Regions from separate parts of the Homo sapiens genome. Here regions 1 and 3 are each linked to region 2. A link is a contact called in ENCODE Hi-C or POLR2A ChIA-PET data. All regions are on one chromosome and are shown on one strand. Each heading gives the region's core, a stretch centred on a gene start or an enhancer-like site at or near the end of the contact. The rest is flanking DNA. Distances are from core to core; before and after follow the strand shown.

Evidence for each region. A loop is a pair of places that touch in the nucleus more often than their neighbours do. ChIA-PET counts read pairs that join two places held with the same protein, here RNA polymerase II (POLR2A). Pooled maps may share reads with other maps.
Region 1: a pooled map shows a loop between it and region 2 (16-fold over the local background). The contact joins the promoter of DINOL here to the promoter of MTCH1 in region 2. A Hi-C loop is called at or near these places in 1 of 168 maps with a recorded cell type or tissue (gastrocnemius medialis), 1 of 37 single-sample maps with no recorded cell type and 14 of 50 pooled maps.
Region 3: a pooled map shows a loop between it and region 2 (6-fold over the local background). The contact joins the promoter of RNF8 here to the promoter of MTCH1 in region 2. A Hi-C loop is called at or near these places in 5 of 50 pooled maps. POLR2A ChIA-PET finds 5 or more read pairs at or near these places in 3 of 52 experiments (GM10248, WTC11 and activated T-cell).

Annotation. Positions count from the first base shown.
Region 1 is chr6:36,676,843-36,680,801 of GRCh38, forward strand. It overlaps DINOL (damage induced long noncoding RNA), which reads right to left and starts at 1,717. Exons shown (of 1, transcript NR_144384.1): 1 at 767-1,717. CDKN1A (cyclin dependent kinase inhibitor 1A) reads left to right here and starts at 1,872. Exons shown (of 3, transcript NM_000389.5): 1 at 1,872-1,956. RefSeq lists enhancers at 1-772, 1,965-2,154, 2,166-2,753 and silencers at 1,685-1,914, 3,485-3,874.
Region 2 is chr6:36,984,668-36,988,773 of GRCh38, forward strand. MTCH1 (mitochondrial carrier 1) reads right to left here and starts at 1,529. Exons shown (of 12, transcript NM_001271641.2): 1 at 1,186-1,529. The coding sequence starts at 1,506. RefSeq lists enhancers at 1,083-1,805, 1,924-2,133 and a silencer at 1,244-1,833.
Region 3 is chr6:37,351,790-37,355,505 of GRCh38, forward strand. It overlaps RNF8 (ring finger protein 8), which reads left to right and starts at 2,194. Exons shown (of 8, transcript NM_003958.4): 1 at 2,194-2,486. The coding sequence starts at 2,376. RefSeq lists a silencer at 2,047-2,146 and an enhancer at 2,447-2,496.

The sequences.
Region 1 (3,959 bases), core at 467-2,966, 310 kb before region 2:
AATGTCGTGGTGGTGGTGAGCTAGAAGTTATAAAAAAAATTCTTTCCCAAAAACAACAACAAAAAGAATTATTTCATTGTGAAGCTCAGTACCACAAAAATTTAAATAATTCATTACAAGCCTTTATTAAAAAAAATTTTCTCCCCAAAGTAAACAGACAGACAATGTCTAGTCTATTTGAAATGCCTGAAAGCAGAGGGGCTTCAAGGCAGTGGGAGAAGGTGCCTGTCCTCTGCTGGACATTTGACAACCAGCCCTTTGGATGGTTTGGATGTATAGGAGCGAAGGTGCAGACAGCAGTGGGGCTTAGAGTGGGGTCCTGAGGCTGTGCCGTGGCCTTTCTGGGGTTTAGCCACAATCCTGGCCTGACTCCAGGGCGAGGCAGGCCAAGGGGGTCTGCTACTGTGTCCTCCCACCCCTACCTGGGCTCCCATCCCCACAGCAGAGGAGAAAGAAGCCTGTCCTCCCCGAGGTCAGCTGCGTTAGAGGAAGAAGACTGGGCATGTCTGGGCAGAGATTTCCAGACTCTGAGCAGCCTGAGATGTCAGTAATTGTAGCTGCTCCAAGCCTGGGTTCTGTTTTTTAGTGGGATTTCTGTTCAGATGAACAATCCATCCTCTGCAATTTTTTAAAAGCAAAACTGCAAATGTTTCAGGCACAGAAAGGAGGCAAAGGTGAAGTCCAGGGGAGGTCAGGGGTGTGAGGTAGATGGGAGCGGATAGACACATCACTCATTTCTGTGTCTGTCAGAAGAACCAGTAGACACTTCCAGAATTGTCCTTTATTTATGTCATCTCCATAAACCATCTGCAAATGAGGGTTATTTGGCATTTTTGTCATTTTGGAGCCACAGAAATAAAGGATGACAAGCAGAGAGCCCCGGGCAGGAGGCAAAAGTCCTGTGTTCCAACTATAGTCATTTCTTTGCTGCATGATCTGAGTTAGGTCACCAGACTTCTCTGAGCCCCAGTTTCCCCAGCAGTGTATACGGGCTATGTGGGGAGTATTCAGGAGACAGACAACTCACTCGTCAAATCCTCCCCTTCCTGGCCAACAAAGCTGCTGCAACCACAGGGATTTCTTCTGTTCAGGTGAGTGTAGGGTGTAGGGAGATTGGTTCAATGTCCAATTCTTCTGTTTCCCTGGAGATCAGGTTGCCCTTTTTTGGTAGTCTCTCCAATTCCCTCCTTCCCGGAAGCATGTGACAATCAACAACTTTGTATACTTAAGTTCAGTGGACCTCAATTTCCTCATCTGTGAAATAAACGGGACTGAAAAATCATTCTGGCCTCAAGATGCTTTGTTGGGGTGTCTAGGTGCTCCAGGTGCTTCTGGGAGAGGTGACCTAGTGAGGGATCAGTGGGAATAGAGGTGATATTGTGGGGCTTTTCTGGAAATTGCAGAGAGGTGCATCGTTTTTATAATTTATGAATTTTTATGTATTAATGTCATCCTCCTGATCTTTTCAGCTGCATTGGGTAAATCCTTGCCTGCCAGAGTGGGTCAGCGGTGAGCCAGAAAGGGGGCTCATTCTAACAGTGCTGTGTCCTCCTGGAGAGTGCCAACTCATTCTCCAAGTAAAAAAAGCCAGATTTGTGGCTCACTTCGTGGGGAAATGTGTCCAGCGCACCAACGCAGGCGAGGGACTGGGGGAGGAGGGAAGTGCCCTCCTGCAGCACGCGAGGTTCCGGGACCGGCTGGCCTGCTGGAACTCGGCCAGGCTCAGCTGGCTCGGCGCTGGGCAGCCAGGAGCCTGGGCCCCGGGGAGGGCGGTCCCGGGCGGCGCGGTGGGCCGAGCGCGGGTCCCGCCTCCTTGAGGCGGGCCCGGGCGGGGCGGTTGTATATCAGGGCCGCGCTGAGCTGCGCCAGCTGAGGTGTGAGCAGCTGCCGAAGTCAGTTCCTTGTGGAGCCGGAGCTGGGCGCGGATTCGCCGAGGCACCGAGGCACTCAGAGGAGGTGAGAGAGCGGCGGCAGACAACAGGGGACCCCGGGCCGGCGGCCCAGAGCCGAGCCAAGCGTGCCCGCGTGTGTCCCTGCGTGTCCGCGAGGATGCGTGTTCGCGGGTGTGTGCTGCGTTCACAGGTGTTTCTGCGGCAGGTGAATGACGGGCGTGGGTCGGTGCGCGCTCGGCTTGCGCACACGGTGTCTCTAAGTGCGCGGGTGACGAGAGTCGGGATGTGCCGGAGACCCCGGGGCGGAGAGCGGGATTACAAGTACAGGAATCCCTGGTCACGCTCCCCGCCCCTGGAAACCCAGCTGGGGCGAGGGAGGGCGTGGACGGGACCGTTCTGGGAGCTCGCCTTTGGCTGCGGTTGGCTCCAGGCCCCAGGCGCAGTTTGCTCGCGGCGTGGGGATGAAGTCCGTGTCCCTGGAGGGGCCCAGGAAGGGCGAGGAAAGCGGAGTGGAGTAAGTTCGTCTAGGATCGGTCCCGGGTGGCTCTGGGATCCAATCTGCGCCGCCCTGGCCCAGGTCCCAGGTTCAGGTCCTTTACGCCACTGTGTCCACCACCTGGCTGAGCGCTGAGGTCAGCGCGGGCTGTTTCCTGGCCCTTGGGAATGTGCCAGGACCCGTCCCCTAAGGACTAGCGAGGAGGTGACTCACTGTGACAAGGAGACCCCAGGGAACGGACTGTATGAGGTCAGAACCCCGCCCGGGATGGGGTACAGCGGGACTCCAGAAGCCCTCTCCCCTGCCCCTTCGCGGTCTCCGTCCTCCCATCGGCACAGTGACCTATTTGGCTGGAACAGTTTGTTCCCAAGGAAGCCGGGCACTGGAGGTCCGGGACACCGCGTCGGGTCCCCGCTCCGCGGCGCGCTGTAGGGGTCGGGGAGTCACGGCCCTGCTCTGGGCGGGCTCTAACCAGCCTGTCAGTCGGGGAAGGGCAAGGGTCTCCTCTACCTCTTTCCCACCGCGGCCGGGAGAATCGCGGCCCAGCCTGTCCTCGGGTCGGGGCGCTGGACTCCGGGGCGGGAGCGGAGCCCACGCCTGGATGGGAGGCGGGGAGGGTTCATGTCTTTGAGGGGTGGGGGGTCTGGGGGGCACGACGCTGCTCAGGGCCTCTATCAGCTGCCTCGGGGGCTCAGGGCTTCCCGACCTAGCCCAGATTCCCTCTCCGAAAGCTACAGGGCTGAGCGGAGCAGGGGGGCGAGTCGCCCCCTGGGGCGCCGCCGCCTGGCGCGGACCACAGCGCGTCCTCTCCGTCCCAAACCCCTGGGGGACACTTGCGCCCTCTTCGTGAGGAAAAGCATCTTGGAGCTGGGTTAGGAACTTGGGGCGCCCAGGCAGCTTCCCCTCTCCTTGCCTCCCTCCACGTCGCGTTTCTGGGAGGACTTGCGAGCGGTTTTGTTTTCGTTGCTCCCGTCTATTTTTATTTTCCAGGGATCTGACTCATCCCGTGCTTTGGGCGTGGAGATAAGGTGGAGGGGCCGGCTCCCGGCGCGCGCGCGCGTGCGTGTCTGCGCGGGCGTGTGTGTGTGTGTGTGTGTGTGTGTGTGTGTGTGTGTCTGTGTCAGAGACGGCACAAGAGCGCGCGGTTTCCCAACAGCGGCGGGAGTTTCGGAAGCCTGGCCGGCTCAGCGTGACGTGTTCGCGGCCCCCCGGTCCCCTCCCATTCTCCCCCTCCCCACCCCAGGGTGACGCGCAGCCGGAGTGGAAGCAGTTTTGGCGGGCGAGCAGCGCCTTGCAGGAAACTGACTCATCACTACTCCCTCCAGCGGTCCGAGGCTCTGCCCACGCACCTCCCACTCCGCGCGTGATTTCCTGGAGGCCGGCGCCCCCTCCCGGCCCTGGCGGGAATAGCACACAGGCTTTCCCGCGGAGTGGGGCTGGCCGGCGCGAACCGCCGCGGCTACTCCTGGGCTCATCCGAGATCAACCCCTATGCCATTACCACCCCTTCAAAGGAGCACTCCTTAGGTTCAACAGTATTCACTGAGCTCTTACTGGAAATTAAAATATGGC
Region 2 (4,106 bases), core at 279-2,778:
AGCCACACCCACCTAATTCTCACACCTCCACACGCCCTTCATTCCAGCTCACTCCTCAAGCAGCACACTTCATCTGTACCGCATTGCTGGCCACCACCAAATCTGCCAAGTGCCTATGCATCCCTCTGTTCCAGAGACATCCCTACCTCGGTCTCAATTTCTGGTAGTCCCTACCTATCCTGCCACCTATGTCTCCACTGTCCCTTCTGCCCAATTTCAATACTCCCGTGCCCCTTCTCCTCATCTGCCCAGATACAAGCACTGTGATTCCTCTCTCTGACCCCAACTATGACTTCCATTTCCTCCTCCAAATGCGTCATCCCCCTTCCCCGCTTAAAGCCTCCTCCTAGCTCCCCTCTCTAGACAAATCGCTGCCACTCCCCTCCCCCAATGCTGGCCCTATCTGTTCCCCTCCCCCCATACGCGTCACCCTGTCCCCTCCTCCTACCAAATCCGTCGTCGCCATCAAATCCAGAGCCCCCATCTCCGGTAAACCGATAGCATTCCCCTGCAAAAGTCTTTGCCTTCGCACTCTCCCACCAAATTAAATCACAATGCAACCCAAGACCTCCGTCTCCTCTGTCCACCCCCAGTCTGGTGTCCTTCTTTCCCTCCTAAATTTCTGGCCCTGGCGCCCACTTTGTCCCCACCCCAAGACGTTTTAAATCCATCTCTATCAAATCCAGAGCCTCCGTTCCCCTCTACCCCAATTATGTGCTCCTCATTCTCTAAACACTTTGCCTGGGCCCCCAACCTTCCTCCCCATCTCTTCACCCAAACTTCTTGCCCCTCCCCCAATTCTATTGCTTCTTCCCTCGCCCCAAATTCGCTCCCTTCCCTATCCCAAGTCCATCGTCCCCACTCCTTTATCTCCCAAATATGTTTTTCCAGCCCATCGCTCCCTCCTTGGCACTCCCCCAAATCGCTTGTTCCTTCCACCCTCTCCCGTATCTGTTATTACTCTAACCCCTTGGTCTCCTTTCTGTATCCTAAAACCCGTGACCCCTGCGTTCCCAACTCCCTCACGGCTTCCCTCCCATCCCACCCACTCGGCCCCCCAAACCCGCCGTCCCCACCCCTCTCCCCAAATCCGTCGCCATTGACTGCCCGCCCCAATCCTCCAAATCCTGGCCTGTCACCTTCACATCAGCCTCCCATCTCCCTACGGCGCCTCTGGTCCCCCACCTGGATGAGCAGCTTCACGTAGAGCAGGGGATGGCTGAGCGCCGTCACGCCCGCGCCCAGTGCCACGAAAAGAGCCTCAGTGGTCGGGGCGTTGTCCCCAGACCCCAGGCCCCCTGACCCGCCATCCATCCTGCGGGCCGAGGGCTGAGCCGCAGGCCGAGGGTGGCGAGGATGTGCGCGGTGCGCGGGCGGTGGATCGCGAGCTCGAGCCTCGACCCCCGCCGCCGCTCCGCCGCGAGCTCCGGCTCCAGCTCCGGCTCCCGCCATCCCCGCGGCACCGCCGCGAGCCCAGGGCGCCACTTCCGGGTCCGAAGCTCCCATGGCGCCCGGCGGCGAGGTCACTCCCCGTCACGTGACGGGGCCACGCCCCCTCACCGGCGTCAGGGGGCGGGGCCGGGGCGCACCACTCCAGGCCGCGGGGGAGCTCGGGAGCGTGGTGCGGCGGGTGGGACACGCCGGATGTGGCTCCCCGGCCGGTTGGAGGCCTAGCAGGACACTGGGCTGCGGGCCGGGGGTCAATGGTGGCGGGCAGCCGGGGCCCCGGGCTCGGGAGCTGTGGCGGCAGCCGCAGGCCGGGGCGCTCCCCCGGGATGCCCAGAGCACGCGGGGGCGGGGTTCGGCGCCTCTGGCTGCCAGACGTCCCCAATATGGTCTGAGGCGCTTCCAAGCCACCTCCCTGGCTTCGGGAGTTTTCTCTGCAGTTCTCTGCCCGCCCCTTTGCGGCCCAGATCCCAGTCGCCGCGGCCTGCGTGGAACTCTGCGCGAGCTGAATCTCCTGCTGCAGGACGAGCCCCGACCCCGAGCCCGATCCCCTCCGCGGTCCCAGCCTCTTTGTCCGATCGCATTTTCCATCTCCTCTGCCAGGAATGCTCTCCCAACCAGAGCAAATCCAGATGTCCCCTCGGCGACTGTGGGCACCCTCCCCAGCTGTGGAGCCTTCGCACGCCTTCCTCAGAGTCCGTGGTTGTAAAATTTGTTTTGCTCTAAAGTATTTGACTGTCTCCCTCACTAGATCCTGAGGGTTTTAGTGAGTGCCTCAGTGTGAGCACATGCAGGCACTGCTAGGCGCCTGTAGTTGATTCTTAGTTAATACAAGTGAATAATCACAACTAGACCTTAAATTGCAGGGACTATGTGACAGGCACTTTTTAAAATGCTTTATACGTGTTGATTTAAGTGTAATCGTCACAAGAACCCTGCGAGGAAGATAGGACAGCAAGTGCCCTGTTCCTGTTTGTAAACGTGCCCGACACTCTGCAACAACACCTACAACAGAACCGTGCTAGTTTTGGGGGTTCGCAATAAAAGTTTCTGTTTGAACGGATCCTAGAGTGTGCAGGGACACAGCAATGGAAGACCTGGTCCCTTTGTCTGTACTTAGTCTATAGCCAGTTCATTGTGAGAAATTTCTTTAGATCGACACCTGCCACTGTTAGTCCGGGTTTCCCAGTCTGTCCTTTCTAACTCCCTTCCTGCCTTACCCCCTAAAAAGCTACCTCCCCTCTTCCCACTCCTGATAATGAACACTATGTACTTTCCACGTTCAAAGCATGCCACACTCCCTCTCTCCCTCACCTTGGCCTCCCTAACCCAGGCTTGTCCTAGTGAAATCACTTGCAAAGCCTGCTAACCCTTTCAACTTGCTGTGTTTTCTCCATCAAACACAATTTTCATCAAACATCCCCCAGGAGCACCTTAAATGACTTCCTTTTGCCTAGGTTCTGATTTAGCTTTCTCAATAAGGACCTCAAAGTCAAGTTCCTAGTGCCACACTAACTCTCTACCCAGAAGAGGCGATAGGTTTTAGTTTGGGGGTGGGGGGTGGGGGTAGGGGAGGATGATTTACTTCCCCATCCTTCTGAAACTTCCTCACAGGAACCTTTTCCTTCTTTGGGCTTTTCGTCCCCATTTTTCTCCAACTGTCTGTTTTTCTTTCTGAACTTGGCTGTTCACCGTTGAGCCTTTTACTCTGCCTTACATGGTCACCTAACTTTGGGCCTATACTGTATTTGGCCCTTTCAAACTGTAGTTTCATGTGAAGCAGCAACTTTGTGTTGTCTTGCATTGTTTTGTATCTTCCACAACATCAGATATAGGACTATGCACATAGTACATGTTCAGTAAAGTATTTCTAAATGATCGAACAATTTCTCCAAGTGAAGAAATTGAAGGAAAAATAGATCAGCTAAACCAGTTAGACCCGTAGGGTACCAAGCAGAAGCAAATGTTAAACTGCACAATAGCTGTATTTCTACAACTCAGGGCTCACAGAGACTCCAAGAGGAAGAAAAAAAGAATCCTCACAATAAAAAATGTATGAGCCGCTCAAAGAAACGTGCCATCATGAGAGAGAATGGGCAAAACAGGAAGAACTTGAGATAATAGAACCATCTCAAAGAAAATTAAAAGGAAAGAAGTAGGTTTCAAATGAAGGCAAAGATAAATAATAGGAAGTACTAGTAAAAAGAACAGGAATTGTAAAGGAAAAAAAAAAACAGGTGTATTTGAAAAGGTGCCAAACAGAACATCTAGAAATGAAAAGTATACTCACTGAAATGATTGAATGAAAGAAAATCTTCCTCAGCAGTCAAGCTACTGAGCAACCTGGCAATAAACCTTTAGAGCTATAAAGGAGTTAGCTCTGGCCAGGCGCGGTGGCTCACACCTGTAATCTCAGCACTTTGGGAGGCCGAGGCGGGTGGATCACCTGAGGTCGAGACCAGCCTGGCCAACATGGTGAAACCCCGTCTCTACTAAAAATACAAAAATTAGCTGGGCATGGTGGCGCATGCCTGCAGTCCCAGCTACTCGGGAGGCTGAGGCAGGAGAATCAGTTGAACCCAGGAGGCACAGGTTGCAGTGAGACGAGATCACGCCACTGCACTCCAGCCTGGACGATAAGAGTGAAACTCCATCTCAAA
Region 3 (3,716 bases), core at 944-3,443, 370 kb after region 2:
TAATTCATTTAGTGTATGTATTTTCTTTTCTTGTTGTTTTGTTTGTGTATTTGTTTTTGAGACAGAGTGTTGCTCAGTCACCCAGGCTAGAGTACAGTGGTGTGATCTCAGCTCACTGCAACTTCTGCCTCCCAGGCTCAAGGGATCCTCCCACCTCAGCCTCCCTGGTAGCTGGGATTACAGGTGCTCACCACCATGCCCAGATCATTTTTGTATTTTTACTAGAGACAGGGTTTCACCATGTTGGCCAGGCTGGTCTGGAACCCCTGACCTCAGGTGATCCACCTGCCTCGGCCTCCCAAAGTGCTGGGATTACAGGCGTGAGCCGCCACACTTGGCTGTGTGTGTGTTTTTTGTTTTTGTTTTTGTTTTTTTTGTTGTTGTTGTTTTGATGGAGTTTCACTCTTGTTGTCCAGGCTGGAGTGCAATGGCGAGATCTCGGCTCACCGCCACCTCTGCCTCCTGGGTTCAAGCGAGTCTCCTGGCTCAGCCTCCTGAGTGGCTGGGATTACAGGCACACGCCACCACGCTGGGCTAACTTTGTATTTTTAGTAGAGACGGTGTTTCTCCATGTTGGTCAGGCTGGTCTTGAACTCCCAACCTTAGGTGATCCGCCTGCCTCGGCCTCTCAAAAGTGCTGAGATTACAGGCATGAGCCACCATGCCCAGCCCGGCTGGTTTTTTGACAGAATTTTATTTAGGAAAATTGTTTTCCTTCTTTCCCCTTGTGCAAAAAAAAAAAAAAAAGAGAGGAAGAAGGGAGGAAGGAAGGAAGGAAGGAGAGAAAGAAAGAGAGAGAAAGAAGAAAAGAGAAAGAAAAAAGAAAAGAAAGAAAGAGAAGGAAGGAAGGAAAGAAAGAAGAAAGAAATTGTTAACTGGGTGTTGGAAAACTGAAAAGACAAAAGGGGCTCAACCATTGGATGTACTCACTGCAGGCAGCAGCTATCACACTATATGGAAAATCCAAAGGAGAGGCTGAGTTTAAAAACAATTTTTTAATTGGCCGGGCTCGGGGGCTCATGCTTGTAATCTCAGCACTTTGGGAGGCTGAGGCGGTTGGATCACTTGAATCCAGGAGACACGGCGAAACCCGGTATCTACCAAAAAATATAAAAATTAGCCGGGCGTGGTGGCGCGTGCCTGTAATCCCAGCTACTCTGGAGGCTGAGGCAGGAGAATCTCTTGAACCCGGGAGGCGGAGGTTGCAGTGAGCTGAGATCGCACCACTCCAGGCTGCACTCCAGCCTGGGTGACAGGGCGAGACCCTGTCTGTAATCAGTAATAATAATAATAAAATTAACAGCTTTATTGAGTATAATTTACATGCCATAAAATTCACCCACTGGAAGTTTACACTTTCTTCACTTTACAGGGTCTCACTCTGTCGCCCAGGCTGGGATGCAGTGGCGCCATGTCGGCTCACTGCAACCTCTGCCTCCCGGGGTCAGGTGATCCTCCCACCTCAGCCTCCCAAGTAGCCGGACTACAGGTGTGCACCACCACACCTAGCTAATTTTTCTTTTTTTTCTTTTTTCCTTTCTCTCCCTCCCTTCCTCCTTTTTTTTTTTTTTTTTTTGTAGATACGGTGTCTCCCCATGTGGCCAGGTTGGTCACAACTCCTGAACTCAAGTGATCCGCGCGTCTCGACCTCCCAAAGTGCTGGGATTACAGGCGTGAGCCACTGCGTCCGGCCACACTTCCATGACTTTTTAATAAACTTATACAGTTGTACAATTGTCACCACAATCCACTTTTAGAACATTTCTATTACCGCTTTCCTCCAATTTTTTCAAGCCCATCTGCATTCAATACCCGCTCCCACACCTCGCCCCAGGTAACTGTGCTCTTTGTCTTTGTAGATTTGCCTAGTGTAATTTATTTTTTACTTCGGTAATATAAGTAGGTCGTGCAAAATAGAGACTATTTAGCAACAGACTAGGCAGACTTAAATCCGATGGAAAGTTTAAAGTTGTTTAAAAGTGGGCTATAGTTTCACATGACTTTTTTAAAAAGAGGAAAGGTGAGAAGAGGTTCCAGTCTGGGGCGGCTAGGACTGGGGTGATGGTTCTGGAGGCGGCGAGGGAAGGTGTGAGGCGAGGAGACCTCTCGAATCGCGCCCGCCCCGCCCAGGGCCGGATTGGCTCCCAACCCACCCTCTTTGCTCCAGGGCGGCCGCCGTCCTCTTGCGCAGGCGTAGTGCTCCTGCTTCCTGGCCGAGGGCGGGCGAGCGGAGCCTGCTTTCGCAGCGATCGCGAGCGTGTGGCGATTGCTTCTGTCTGTTATTTAGATATGGAAGCTGAGGGGATGCACAGAGGCAGCCAGAACCTAGGTCAGGGTCTCGCTCGGTGCTGACCGCCCCCGGGGTCGAGTAGGCGATGGGGGAGCCCGGCTTCTTCGTCACAGGAGACCGCGCCGGTGGCCGGAGCTGGTGCCTGCGGCGGGTGGGGATGAGCGCCGGGTGGCTGCTGCTGGAAGATGGGTGCGAGGTACGGGGGAAGGGGTCCTGTGGAGCGGAGGGCAGGGGCTGGAGGGAGCGGGGCTCCGGGGAGGGAGGAAGGTGTCTTGCTGGGCTGAATGAATGGCAGAGAGGAGGCGGGCATCAGGAAGAGGAGCGAAGTGTCTGTGGGGGGGGTGGATTCCTGGGGAGAGAAGGGAGAAAGCGGTTCTGGCGCGAGCGGCTGAAGGGTCTGCGGTGGGAGGTGTTTGGGGGAGAAATAGGGGCCGAGTGGGAGAAAGGAAGAAAAGAGAGTTCGGCTCTGGGGAGCCCGGGGGGGCCACAAGGGTTGGGGCGAGGACGGAGGCCCTGACCCGCGGCCTGTGGGGCGAGAAGCGGGCCCCGTCCAGAGAGGCCTGGGTCAGCGGGTAGCTGGGCCGGGGACTGGGAGGAGAGGGACGCGCAGGGAACGTGAGGAGATGCGGGGGTGTCGAGGAGGGGAGGGCGGGGGCTGGCCAGATCCCGTTTAGGGCGCACAGAGCCCCGCGGTGCCAGGTCGGGGAACGGTGGCGGGGGCCGCGAGCTGCCGGGAAGCCGAGGCAGGGCCCGGCGCCTGAACTTTCTCGAGTTTGTTTTGAAAACGATTGCAAATTTTGGGTTTTGTCCCTTAAAGCAATCAAACTTTCACGTAGAAATGTCTTCCTCCTTCCCAACTCTGAGGAACATGGGCGGCTTGGGCTGGGCCACATTTCTCCTGTGAGGCTCGGTACGGCCGAGTGGCACTCCCTGAGGTGGGTCGGGCAGGTATTCAGAGTTCTCTCCAGAGGCTGCCTGTCGTCTTTATTAATGCAGTTGCAAATGAAAAATATTTTAAGGGGAAAGATGAGGTACCGTTCCTGGCACGGTTCAAGATGCACCAGCGTGGTGCATCTTGAAAAGACGAGGGAAGGGAGGAGGGAGTTAGATTGCAATCAGGTTGAGAAGGAGAACTGGGTCAGGGACAAGCTTGTGATGACTGGGAACCATTTGGGTTTTGGAAATAATCTGTATGAAAAGTTCTCTTTGCAGTAAAAGTGGATGGTTGGTCATGATGTAAATTCAAGAAGTATTTTGAGTCTCATGTGTGTTCAGGTAGATTTTTCCTATAAGCCGTACTGCCTCAATTCAGTCTGCCAGGTATTTACTGAGTATTTAACATTGTTTGGTGTACAATGAGGACAAATAAAATTTCTGCGCTCGAAGAGTTTAAGGCTTGAGTGGGGAGAGAGGATTTATACAATGA